Linked DNA regions of Homo sapiens: region 1 is linked to region 2. Evidence: chromatin contacts called from ENCODE Hi-C data. All regions are on one chromosome and are shown on one strand. The core of a region is the stretch at or near the end of the contact, and the rest is flanking DNA. Distances in the headings are between cores, read along the strand shown. Region 1 has its middle 14 kb from the start of LINC01954. Region 2 overlaps ATP6V1C2 (ATPase H+ transporting V1 subunit C2).

Region 1 (6,840 bases), core at 3,321-5,820, 120 kb after region 2:
TCTTAGAAGGTAGCCCCCAGGGATAAGAGGGGCCCACTGTAATTGCTAACTAGACTCTACTGAATACAAGCCTGATTTCTGTATGCGGTGTTTGTACCTTGGACAGCAGGAGTGAGGAGGCTGCCATGTTGCCAAGGGCCAAGACAGGAGGAAGGCAGAAAGCGGGTTCCTGAGGAGGCCACCCTGCACTTCCCCATGGCGACATCAGAGGCAAGGAGCTGCCTGTCCCTCGGAGCCTGTGCAGACCTTTTCGTCCAAGAGTTTAGCCAGGCCAACACCAGGCGTTCCTGGGCCCTAGGAGATGCCATGCCTGACAAATCACCAGAGAGTGAGCCTTTAGATTTGGAGATAAGAGTGGAATACAGAAAGCCGGGGCACCGGGATCCTGCCTTACCTATGGTTGCCAAGGTTACCAGTGCCTCATGTTTCTTAGTTACCACTCATCCCAAAATAGCCTCCATTGGTGCCAGCCAGCAAACTGCATTCCATATCACAATCATTTTTTTTTACCCTGTTTTGAGGGGAGGAAAAGGAAGTCACTTTACACCCAATAAGGTTATACAAAGCACACACAACTTGTTTCCTCATCTGATCTTTACCGTAGGTGGGTGAAAGATTACAATCTCCATTTTACAGGTGAGAAAACAGACCCGGGCAAGTGACCGGCCAACGTCAGATGACTGGCAGGTATCAGAACTAGAAGGAGCACCCAGACTTTCTGAGGCATCAGTCAGAACCCCTCCTACACTGGGACATTGCCTCTCACCGCTGGCATTTTGTTCCAGCCTGGGAGAGGCTGTGCTGGCCCCACAGTCCTCTATGGCAAGTGGAGGGTGTGGGGCAAAGGGTGTCCCTTGGTAGCTGCCACGGCCACTGCCCTCCACCCTATTCCTTCCCAACAGAACCCCAATTCTCTTCAGTTGTGGGGGGTCTAGATGATGCTTGAGACCTTCTCCTGCCCTAGGGTGTGCAGGTTGATTAGTCATAATGGTAATTCTATGCCTTTTGCTAGTGGTTGTCAAAATGTCGATATGTGACCTAATTCCAGCCAATAGAGGTTGGAGTAAATCTGCAGAGGCCATTACTTCTGGGAAAGATGTTTCTCTGTAAGAAAAGTAATTATCAGGAGGAAATGCCCCCCCCCAACTGGTGTCTTTTTGTGTGATATCAACTATTCGATGGTATGTGGCTGATGATGGTTAAGTGCAAGGATGCAAAGCTCTGGGGCTCAGCTCTGAAAGGTCACCTCCCCATCAAAGCCAGGCCGCCTCCATCCAGCACATCTGCATGGGGCCCCTTGGATTTTGCCTGTGGGCTTGTGCTTGTGGCAGGCCTCTGCTTGCCTGTCTCTCTCTGTATTGTTGGGCTGTGAGCTCTGTTTTCCTGTGTCCCCCTATCCTGTTGGGCTGTGAGCTCTGCCTTCCTGTGTCCCCCTGTCCTGTTGGGCTGTGAGCTCCCTGGTGCTGCACACTTGTCCCTTACTGCCCCTCCCCAGTGCAGTCTTTACATGGTCGGGGGCATGGTGGGGAAGTCCCTGAAAGCAGGGCCGTTTCATGAATTCTTCGTAGTCCCTATGGGAGGTATTCGTACCCCTATTTGTGAGGGACCCTGATGACTCTCTTTAGAAGGTCCTTAGCTTCGGTTCTTATAGTCAAAGAGCAAGTACCGCTCCTCTCAGCATCTTCAGAGACCAGGCTTGTTTTGGAACTCTGTCAACGGAAAGCCTCCATGGTATAGACAACGATCATTGCCACCATTTGGGGGGTTTTGTTAATGTGCTCTAAAAAGGAGGGCCGCCTCATTCTCTCCCTCCACCTTTCCTAAGGGCCTGGTGCATGCTAAGCACTGGGCTCGGAGGGAAAGCTCACTCGATGGGTCTCCCACCCGCAGAGCCCCAAGCCCAGCAGAGCCCACACAGCCAGAGAGAGCCCTGGCGGCCTAGGGCCCGGTGCTGTGGACAGGAGCCCACACTGTGCCATGGGAGAGGAGCGGCCCCTGTGTGTGGGAGGGGACAGAGGGCAGGCAGACGCTGACTGGCTAGTGGAATAGAAAGGACCTCAGACCAGAGGAGGCAAGAAGCAGGTGGGCCCCAGCGTCCCTGTGCAGCCCGTTTGGAAGTTTATGTGGGAAGCTGTGGGAGGATAGAGTGACTGTGGCTCCTGAGGGCCCGGGCCGGGAGAAGATGGGGGTCTCTGTGTGACCTGCAGTGACTGGGAAGACACTGATGGCTTCAGACTGGGGAGTGAGCTGTGCTGCTGGCCGCGGGAGGCAGGTGGCTAAAGGAGAGTGGAGCAGGGAGGCCGGCTGGGAGGTGGCTGCGGTAGGTCCATGAGGGTCCTGAGGGATGCAGGAGGCGCTGCCTGGCGGGGAAGAGGAAGGCAGCTTGAACACACGGGGCCAGTCCTGGCTTGGTCTCCCCCAGTGGATGGACCCAGGTCATGTTATCACTCCTCTCTGGGTTTTTAGTTTCTCAGTGCAAGCAAAACGAAGAGCCACCATGATCTCCCGCCCTGGGCCTCTGCATTCCCGGCTTCTCTTGGCATGAGCTGTGCCTGTAGAAATCGATGCGGGTCATGGTGCTGACTGGATGTGCAGGCCAGAGGGAGGGAGACTCCGGGGTGGCACCCCTGCTTCTGGTCCTTCAGGGTCTGGGAGGGCAGGCTGTGAGCAGGGACGAGGGGGTCAGGTGCAGTCAGCTCTGTGCGGGGAGGTGACAGGCTTGGTGTGACTGCTGACGCTGACATGCTGGCAGGACACCGGGGTTAGGGAGCAGGTGTCCAGCAGGTGGCTGGAAGAGGTCAGGGCTGGAGCCCTGGTGTGGAAGTTCTTCACATGGAAGGGAGAGGATAAGATAGGCAGGGATGAAGTAACTGAGGGAGACGATGTACAGAGAAAAACCAAGAGCAGAAACCTGCAGGTGCTCTCCTTTGGGGATCAGAGAAGCATCAAGAAGAGGATTACGTGCAGGAAAGTGGCAGAGACGTAGTTCAGGAAAGCCTACCAGGAGAGGAGGCGTTTAGAGGGATGATAATGTGGTTCATTATAGACATGAAAATAATCTCACTATCGTCATAATAGGTGTGAGACTCCATTACAAAAAGCATGTATGAAATCCCTTCTGGATTGGGCACCATGGCTTATGTCTGTAATTCCAGCACTTTGGGAGGCCGAGGTGGGAGGATCACTTGAGTCCAGGAATTTGAGACCAACCTGGGCAACATGACACTACCCCATCTCTACAAAAAACCAAAAAATTGGCTGGGTGGGTGTGGTGGTGCGTGTCTATAGTTCCAGCTACTTGGGAGGCTGAGGTGGGAGGATCGCTTGAGCCTGAGAGGTGGTGGTTGCAGTGAGTCAGCTGTGTTAACGACACTGCACTTCAGCCTGGATACAGAGCGAGACCCTGTGTCAAAAAAAAAAAAGAAGAAGTAAAGAAAACACATACACACACCCACACAAACACACACACACACGCGCACACACACACGAAACCCCTTCTGTAAACAAATGAGGATGTGGTCAGTGCCCTTCAGCTCAAGCCACAGACCAGCATCTGAACAACCCTGGGCTCATTGCAACCAGGAAGGGAGCACACTGCGCAAGGCCCTGGGGTGTCTCAGGAGAGGGGTTCAGGAAGGACCTGCTCACTTGGGCTGCATTAGGGGATTTGGAAGAGGTTTTAAGGATGCGGAGCTTTCCTCCTTGGATTGGATTCTATCGGAAAGCAGGGCTAATTCTGTGAATTGTGGTCTTAAATCTTTTCCAGAAGGAGAGAGGAATGAAGTGAAGCTAGAGCTGTTCTTGGTGAATAAACTGCAGTCCCTCATAGTAGCCAGGCCAGGGAGTGTTTGAAACAGCAGGAGGGACGCCTGAACTCTTAGGGGAAGAAAGCAGGAGATAGTGGGTGCGGTGACGGGAGGGAGTGGAGGATGGCCTTTCTGTAGGGAAGGAGGGGGCTGGCTTGGGAGGAGCAGAGAAGTTAGGACGATCCTTCTGTGACCCACACAGACAAAGAGCTCCCGGTCATGGCTTTTTGATATAAAATCTCAGCCGCTGAGCTCGCTAGCATTTAGGACTCAGGAGCGCACACGGCTGCGGTTGCTTGTTTTTCCAGCCGTCTCTTCATTTCTTTGCTTGATTCCCAAGCATGTGTCAGAGTTAATGGAGCGGTTCTATTATTAAACCACTTAGAAATTTAAAAGGCAATGTACTCAGGTTTGAATGGGACCATTAGTTATTGGGAAAACAACATTTGTAAGAGAATTCCTTATAAAGCTCAATGTTACCCCTTGGAACCACATCCCTGAAAAAAACAGGATCACCTCCAGAGCTTAGAAACCGGCTACTCTGTGCATTTGGTAAAAAGCAAAGGCATCTCTATTTCCAGTGGAGTGCTTCACGAAACACTTCAAAATATAGATCTGAAACTCGCTTTCTGGTTTAGTGTCTACCGAGAAGGTGAGATTCAGTTTTCACTTTTGAAGAAGTGTGCAATGCTGCTGAAAGCCACAAGGGCTTCCTTTGGCAGAACCTACACCTGCTAAGATGCCAGGGCGCCATGCGCCGTTCTGTTCTTTACTGAGAGTCATCAAATGTATTTTAAACTATATTTTTGTTGATGGAGGCATGGTGGCTTTAGGATATGGTGAAGATGTGGAAGGGGCCGGGGTGGGGGACTGTCAGCTGGGCAGTCTGGAGAGAGTCCTAGGAGGTCTTGTGGCATTATCTGTGCCCCAGTTCTATTTCCTGCTGGCTAGCAGACACAGAGCAGCCTCGACCTTGGCATTAACCCATGTTTGCGTGGCTCAGCAATTTACAAGTCTCATCCATAGGCATTACTTCACCCATTTCAGATCTCTCTCGGAAACAGGTGCAAATAGTTTCCTTCAAAGGGCACACATTGCTCACACAGTCAGAGTCAAGGCGAATTTGAATTGTACCCACGAATTTGAATTGTACCCAGTTCCAAATTTGTCTGGCCTCTATGTGCCAAGTTAGACATATGTATGTGTGCATAAATGAGGTGTCTGGCACGGGACCTAGAGGCAACTGGGAAGGGTGAAAAGCTAGATTTGGAGCTATGAAGACCTGAGTTCAGGTCTTGGCTTGGTCTCTTATTAGTTACTTGACGTTGGGCAAGTTATTTGCCCCTCTGAGGGTAAATTTACCTCTTCTACAAGATGGAGCTGGTTACAGTACCTTCTTCTCAGAGGGATTTCGAGGCACATATGAGACATGGAATGTGGAAGCATCTTATAAATGATGAAGCACCCTGCATTGGAGATCACCGGCAAACTCAGCGTGTCTCACGGAGGGTGTGATCAGAACGCTGGAAGACCTTGGAGTCCTATCGTGTGTGATGGTGAAAAAACCAGCATGGCTTAGCCCCAGAGACAAGTTCATCCCTCACTGCCAGTTTCTGGCAGGTCGACACGGTGTAGAGGAGCTATGACAAAGCGAGTGGGTCCCTGGGGGACTTCTGCTGAGTCACCTCTGAGTCTCAGTGCCCAGCCCGGTGCCCAGCACATGATGGGGAAGTAGAATCTAATCGAACAGTGACCACTAGGAACCACAGGTGCACTTCTTCTCTCCTTTGTTCCTCCCTCTTCCCTCTCCTCCTCCTGTTTATTTTTGTGTTAGTTCTCTCTGGCTGATGTTCAAATAGCTCTAATTATTGAGTTGTCATTTTGCATTTAATTGTTTGCCCATGAGTTGATTCACTTATTTAACACAATTTATTCCAATGCACACACTTATTGTGCAAAATGAGAGCATTTAGCTGTGACATTGACAGGGGATCAGAGACCAGGAACAGAGTTCAAGAACGCTCTTCCTGAGCAAGTCAGCTGAACACTACTCCCGCCCCAAAGCCTCCTTAGTCAGGTAACACTGCCCCCACCCCAAAGCTTCCCTATCCGTGAAACTGGGAAGAAGACAACTCTGTCCTCAGTATTGTGGAGCAGATCACATATGTGTGAACACTCTGTATTAACTGAGAAGATATGAGGTCTTTTTCGCAGAACAGATGCTTCCCAGAGAAAACCAGACAGTTGCCATCCAGAAAGAGGGGTGATGACGGTCAGCGAATTTATAAGGTAGAGTCTTCAGACCAGGGAAAAATCACTTTCAGGGATTCTGGAAGCTCCTGGGGAGCACTCATGGGGTCATCAATTCTTGCTGAGGAAGTTAAATCAATCAGCAGTAGTTCCCAGTTCTCTGCAAATGCTATAATGTCCTTGGGGGATATTAAAGCTACTTTTTCTCTAAAAGAATGAGGAATGGGGAAAGGAGTTCATAAAAGCTTGTTCCATTCAATGCTGAGCTATTTGGTGTTTGAAAAAAATCTTTGTTTGCTGCCCTAACCAGATGAGTGGCTTAAATAATATAAATGTATTTTCTTACAGTTCTGGAGGCTGGAAGTCTGAGATTGGGCTGCCAGCACAGCTGGGTTCTGAAAAGGGTCCTCTTCCTGACTCCTGGATAGCTGTCTTCTTGCTGTGTGCTCACACAGCCACATCAGAGAGCTCTGACTTCGCTTCTTTTTTTTTTTTTTTTTTTTTTTTTTTTTGAGACAGAGTTTCGTTCTGTTGCCCAGGCTGTAGTGCAGTGGCGCGATCTTGGCTCACTGGGTTCAAGTGATTCTCCTGCCTCAGCCTCCCAAGTAGCTGGGATTATAGGTGTGTGCCACCATGCCTGGCAAATTTTTTTTTTGTGTGTGTGTTTTTAGTAGAGACAGGGTTTCACCATGTTGGCCAGGCTGGTCTTGAACTCCTGACCTCAAGTGATCTGCCTGCCTTGGCCTCCCAAAGTGCTGAGACTACAGGCATGAGCCACCGTGCC
Region 2 (6,501 bases), core at 178-2,677:
TGCCTGCAAATGTTTGATAGATACTCTAAAATTACTCTCTAGTGAGGCTGTACCAATCAACACCTCATCTCAGCAGTGCGTTGATGCTCCTGTTTCCCCAAGGACTGCCAATGCTGTATTAGGAGTTTTCTTTATACACTGAACTAATTGGTGTAAAAGATATTCCTGTGCAAGTGAGGTTGAGCTTTCTTCCTCACGCTTATGAGCTATTTGTTGATGCTCTTCTGTGAACCTATAGACGAGCATTTGACCAGGCCTCCTCACCTTTAATGCTGCAGATGTTTAACTTGGGGAAATTCTAGTATCTGACACTTGAACTACGTAAGGGGAAATTCTAGTATCTGACACTTGAACTACATAAACAGGTCTCACTGTTACAATAATTGTCCCCATGCTTGATGGGTTTTTTTTTCTCTTTTTCTTTTTTTTTTTTTTTTTTGAGACAGAGTCTCACTCTGTTGCCAGGCTGGAGTGCAGTGGCGTGATCTCGGCTCACTGCAACCTCTGCCTCCTGGGTTCAAGCAATTCTCCTGCCTCTGCCTCCCGAGTAGCTGGGACTACAGGCGTGCGCCACCACGCCCAGCTGATTTTTTTGTATTTTTTGTAGAGATGGGGTTTCACCATGTTGGCCAGGATGGCCTCAATCTCTTGACCTCGTGATCTGCCCGCCTCAGCCTCCCAAAGTGCTGGGATTACAAGCATGAGCCATCGCACCCGGCCTATTTTTAAGAATATGGGTTTATTACTTTAAAATGTATTTTTATCATTTATTACCATTTGTTTATTTATTTTCTTTTTTTTTTTTTTTTTTCTGAGACGGAATTTCATTCCTGTTGCCCAGGCTGGAGTGCAATGGCACAATCTCGGTTCATTGCAACCTTGCCTCCCGGGTTCAAGCAATTCTCCTGCCTCAGCCTCCCGAGTATCTGGATGCCTGCCACCACACCCAGCTAATTTTTTTGTATTTTTAGGAGAGATGGGGTTTCACCATGTTGGCCAGGCTCGTCTCAAACTCTTGACCTCAGGTGATCCACCCACCTCAACCTCCCAAAGTGCAGGGATTATAGGCATGAGCCACTGTGCCCAGCCTATTTGTTACCTTTTTAACCGTTTTTTTTTTTCTTTAGACAGAGTCTCACTCTGTCGCCCAGGCTGGAGTGCAGTGGCACCATCTCAACTCACTGCAACCTCCACCTCCCTGATTCAAGTGATTCTCCTGCCTCAGCCTCCCAAGTAGCTGGGACTACACACCCTGGTAATTTTTGTATTTTAAGTAGAGACGGGTTTTCACCATGTTGGCCAGGCTGGTCTCAAATTCCTGATCTCAAGTGATCCACCTACCTCTGCCTCCTAAAGTGCTGGGTTTACAGGCATGAGCCACCACGCCCGGCCAACCATTTTTAAGTGTACAGTTCAGTGGCGTTAAGTACGTTCACACTGCTGTTACAACCGTCACCACCCTCCACCCACAGGACTTTTTCCATTTTGAAGAACTGAAACTGTATTCATTAAACAGTGACTCCTCCTTTCCTCCTCCCCCAGGCCCTGGCAACTACCTTTCTACTTTCTCTCTGTATGAATTAGGCTATTTTACGTACCTCCTATGAATGAAATCATATAGTGTTTGACCTTTTCTGCCTGGCTTATTTTACTCAGCATGATGTCTTCAATGTCTTACAGCATGTCAGAATTCCCTTCCTTTTAAGGCTGACTAGTGCCGCATCGTATGGACACACCACATTCTATGTATCCACTCAGCTATTGATGGATGCTTGGGTCGCTCCCACCTTTTGGTTATTTTTGTTTGTTTGTTTTTGAGATGGAGTTTGTGACCTCCACCTCCTGGGTTTAAGCAATTCTCCTGCCTCAGCCTCCCGAGTAGCTGGAACTACAGGTGTGTGCCACCACACCCGGCTAATTTTTGTATTTTTAGTAGAGATGAGGTTTCACCATGTGGGCCAGGCTGTTCTCAAACTCCTGACCTCAAGTGATCTGCCCACCTTGGCCTCCCAACATGCTGGGATTACAGGTGTGAGCCACTGAGCCCAGCCTTGGCTATTGTTAATAATGCCGCTATGTTTATTTTTATTAGTTATTTATTATTTATTTTGTTATGATTTACTATTTTATTTTCAGTTTCTCTTATTTCCTTTTTTTTTTCTTCTTCTTTTTTCTTTTTTTTGAGACAGAGTCTCCCTCTGTCACCCATGCTGGAATGCAGGGGCCCAATCTCAGTCCACTGCAACCTCCACCTCCCAGGTTCAAGCAATTCTCGTGCCTCAGCCTCCGAAGTAGCTGGGATTACAGGCGCCCACCAGCACGCCAGGCTAGTTTCTGTATTTTTAGTGAGATGTGGTTTCACCATGTCGACCAGGATGATCTTGATCTCTTGACCTCATGATCCACCCGCCTCGGCCTTCCAAAGTGCTGGGGTTACAGACATGAGCCACCCCGCCCAACCGTAGTTTCTTTTATTTTCTATTTGCAAAAGTAATATGTTTTTAACAAATTAAAACATAGCATTACATAAATTCATGGAAATTGCAGGTCTCCATTCTTGTATCCATGAAGATAATAGCCAGTGTCAACAGTTTGGTTTCTTTTCTTTTAGGATTCTTATTTAGGTATATACTGACATAATTTTTTAAGTGGGGTTATATGCTTTACATGCCTAAATGCTTTATTTTGAACCAATTTCAAGTTTCCAGAAAATATGAAAGACAATGAAAAGAATTCTCAGCCAGGTGCGGTGGCTTGCGCCTGCAATCCCAGCGCTTTGGGAGGCCAGGGCAGGTGGATCACTTGAGGTTGTGAGTTCCAGACCAGCCTGACCAACATGAAGAAACCCCGCCTCTACTAAAAATACAAAATTAGCCAGTCATGGTGGTGCATGCCTGTAATCCCAGCTACTCGGGAGGCTGAGGCAGGAGAATTGCTTGAACCCGGGAGGTGGAGGTTGCAGTGAGCCGAGATCACACCATTGCACTCAAGCTTGGGCAACAAGAGTGAAACTCAGTCTCAAAAAAAGAAAGAAAAAAAAGAAAAGAATTCTCATACTTTTCATATACTTTTACCACATCTGCTTTCTCTCTGTTTTTGTCTCTGCTTCTGTCTTTTCTGTCTCTCTTTCTGAACTCTGAACTTCTTCAACAGTAAGTTACAGACATGATATTCCTTTACCTCTAAAAACTTTAGGGTGTATTTCTTAAAAATAAGGACATCCTCTTATATAACTTTAGTATGATGATCAAAATCAGGAATGCAATACTGGTACTCGGTCTACAGATTTCACTTGGATATCACCGCTTGTCTCAATAGTGTGCTTTCTAAGCTGGGGACAGTGGCACATTTCTGTAGTCTCAGCTACTCAGAAGGCTGAGGTGGGAGGATCACTTAAGGCCAGGAGTTTGAGACCAGTCTGGACCACACAGCAAGACACCATCTCTTTGAAACAAAAAAAAAAAGCACACTTTCTACCAAAATAAAATGTCATATTTTCTCAGATAATAATAAAAACTGAGATGGCTTCCTGTCTTCTGTCATAAATTGTCATGTCTCTTTAGCCTTATTTAAACTGGAACACTTATACAGACTTTTTGACTTTTTTTTTCTTTTTCTTTTTCTTTTTTTGAGATGGTGTCTCGCTTTGTTACCCAGGCTGGAGTGCAGTGGCACAATCTTGGCTCACTGCAACCTCTGCCTCCCAGGCTCAAGCAATTTTCCTGCCTCAGCCTCAAAGCTTTCCAGCCTAAACCTGGAAGAGTTTAGGGTTTAGAGTAGCTGGTATTACAGGCATGCACCACTACGCCCGGCTAATTTTTGTATTTTTAGTAGAGATGGGGTTTAGCCATGTTGGCCTGGGTGGTCTCGAACTCCTGACCTCGTGGTCCACTTGCCTTGGCCTCCCAAAGTGCTGGGATTACAGGTGTGAGCCACTGCACCCAGTCTTTTTGACCTTGATGGCTCTGAGTTTTTTAAGTGTTTAGGTCAGTTATTTTGTAATATGCTCCTTAATTTGAACTCGTGCTGCTTCCTCATGGCTAGACGGAGGTTATGCAGTTTTGGCAAAACACTGCACAAGTGATGTTGTTTTCCTCAGTGCGTTGCAGGAGGCACACAGCATTGGTCTTTTCCATGTGTATGATGTTAACTTTGGTCACTTGACTAAGGCAGTATCTGCTTAAATTTTTTTTTTTAAACAAGGTAAAAGATACAGTGAAATGTACTCATCTTAAGTGAACAGGCTGGAGAGTTTAGACAAATAAGTATCATCCATCAGTGTAACCAACATCCCAATCAAGGTCTTTATATATTGTTTACAGTGCTTTTTTAATTAAAAATATGGTTTGTCCATCTTTTATGGGTTAATATAAATTTTTTTCCTGGCATTTTACATAAAGCTGCCAGAGTTTACTTTAGACAAACATGGAAGAGCTAATTTCCATGGGCCTTGGAGAAGTGTAGATTTATGATCAATTTCTGCTTCTACCCTAGTTTACTGTGTAGGGTGACCTTTAGCTCTCTGAGTCTTAATTTTTTTCATCTCTAAAATGGGAATGTCACTTAGCTCAAAACTTTTTCTCAAGAATGGAGTCTTCTGGCTGGACACGGTGGCACATGCCTGTAATCCCAGCACTTTGGGCGGCCGAGTGGGTGGATTGCCTGAGGTCAGGAGTTCAAGACCAGCCTGGCCAACATGGTGACACCCTGTCTCTACTAAAAATACAAAAACTTAGCTGAGCATGGTGGCAGACACCTGTAATCCCAGCTACCAGGGAAGCTGAGGCAGGAGAATCACTTGAACCCGGGAGATGGAGGTTGCAGTGAGCCGAGATCACACCATTGTATTCCCGCCTGGACAACAAGAGCAAAACTCCGTCTCAAAAAAAAAAAAAAAAAAAAGAATGGAGTCTTCAAAACACCTAAAAAATTATATATATCAACAAATAAAATTTTTTAAAAGAGGCTGGGTATGGTGGCTCATGCCTGTAATCTTAGCACTTTGGGAAGCCGAGGCAGGAGGATCACTTGAGGCCAGGAGTTCAAGACCGGTCTGGGCAACATAGCAAGACCCTGGCCCTACCAAAAAAAAGTTTTTTTTAAATGAACAAGCCAGTAAAAAGCCGGCAAAATATATGAACATGCTATCCACAGAAGAAGAAAATAGCCTTTTATAGAGTCAAACATGAGAAAAGATGTCCAGCCTCACTGATGATCAAAGAAATGCAAATCAAAGCAACAACGAGATATAATTTTTCAGACATCAGATTGGCAGAGATTAAAAAGATTCATAATACCTGTGTTGGCAAGGGTTTAGGGAAGCAGACAGTCTCATACACTGAGGTGTGAGTGTATACTGACTTTGTACATGTGTAGGGTAGTTTAGTCTTGCTTGTTAAAACTGTAAATGTTCATATTCTTAATTCCAGAAGTTGCTTCCTTAGCAACTTATTTTTTCTTTTTAAATGCACTTTTCTTTTTAAAAATGTATTTATTTGTTTTTTAACAAAGTTCAGTTTTCTGATCCAGGCAACTTATTTTTTATCTATACCTGCACAAGTGAGCAAAATGTGTGTATTATTGTGACGCCATATCAAAGTGACAATAACTCAAATGTCCAATAGTAGAGAATTTGTTATGATACAGCTATGAAATGAAATACAGTACAGTAAATGAAAGGAATGAGGAACCAGTCTTCTCCCGTGAAAAGGTGTTCACAACAAACTGTGGAGTGAAAAAAGTACATTTAACACAGTATCTAGACTCTTAGTTCCCTTTCAATGAGAAAAATTTTCTGATTAAGTAATACTGCAATTCACTGATGACCATCGTTAATGATCACAGCTAAGTCAGGGCTGTTTGCGTTATGTGGAACCAGGGCTTTTTCTAGCAGTAGAACTTCATAGACCATGTTATTCTGAGACGTTTCTGGTGTCATGTATATGCCTAAGGGCCACAATTCTATGTAGTTAAAGACTTCACAGAAGGGCACGTGTGATGGCTCATGCCTGTAATCTCAGCACTTTGGGAGGCCGAGGCAGGTGGATTGCTTGAGCTCAGGGGTTTGAGACCAGGCTGGGCAGCATGGTGCAATCCTGTCTCTACCAAAAATACAAAAATTAGCAGGGCATGGTGACGGGTGCCTGTAGTCCAGCTACTCAGGAGGCTGAGGCAGAAGGATCACTTGAACCTGGAAGGTGGAAGTTGCAGTAAGCCGAGATAGCACCACTGCACTCCAGCCTGGGCGACAGGGTGAGACCCTGTCTCAAAAACGAAAAGCAAAAAAAAAAAACAAAACAAAACCTTCACAGAGGCTAGGACAAGGAGCACTAAACAGTCATTAGCAAAATGATGAGTGAGTTCTCTTTTTAGGTCTGTTAGGACAGAAACAAGTAGGGGTGCCAGAATTCATTGATTCATTCGGCAGACATTGCTGAGCAGCTGCTGTGAGTCAGGCACTGTGGTAGGTGCTGGATTTATGTAAACAAATAACTACTCAAA

Evidence for each region. A loop is a pair of places that touch in the nucleus more often than their neighbours do. Pooled maps may share reads with other maps.
Region 1: a map with no recorded cell type shows a loop between it and region 2 (7-fold over the local background). The contact joins two enhancer-like sites. A Hi-C loop is called at or near these places in 3 of 37 single-sample maps with no recorded cell type and 4 of 50 pooled maps.

The regions. Positions count from the first base shown.
Region 1 is chr2:10,860,566-10,867,405 of GRCh38, forward strand. No RefSeq gene overlaps it. Among named protein-coding and RNA genes, the nearest start is that of LINC01954, 14 kb to the right of the region's middle. RefSeq lists enhancers at 822-1,323, 1,324-1,825 and silencers at 3,318-3,367, 4,398-4,567. Within about 2 kb of position 4,571, at least 3 of the 41 ENCODE cell types and tissues checked have a DNase peak (open chromatin) inside an H3K27ac peak, as active enhancers do.
Region 2 is chr2:10,744,249-10,750,749 of GRCh38, forward strand. The region is part of intron 3 of ATP6V1C2 (ATPase H+ transporting V1 subunit C2); the gene reads left to right. It also overlaps the pseudogene RNU7-138P. Among named protein-coding and RNA genes, the nearest start is that of ATP6V1C2, 26 kb to the left of the region's middle. RefSeq lists an enhancer at 1,260-1,319. Within about 2 kb of position 1,428, at least 5 of the 41 ENCODE cell types and tissues checked have a DNase peak (open chromatin) inside an H3K27ac peak, as active enhancers do.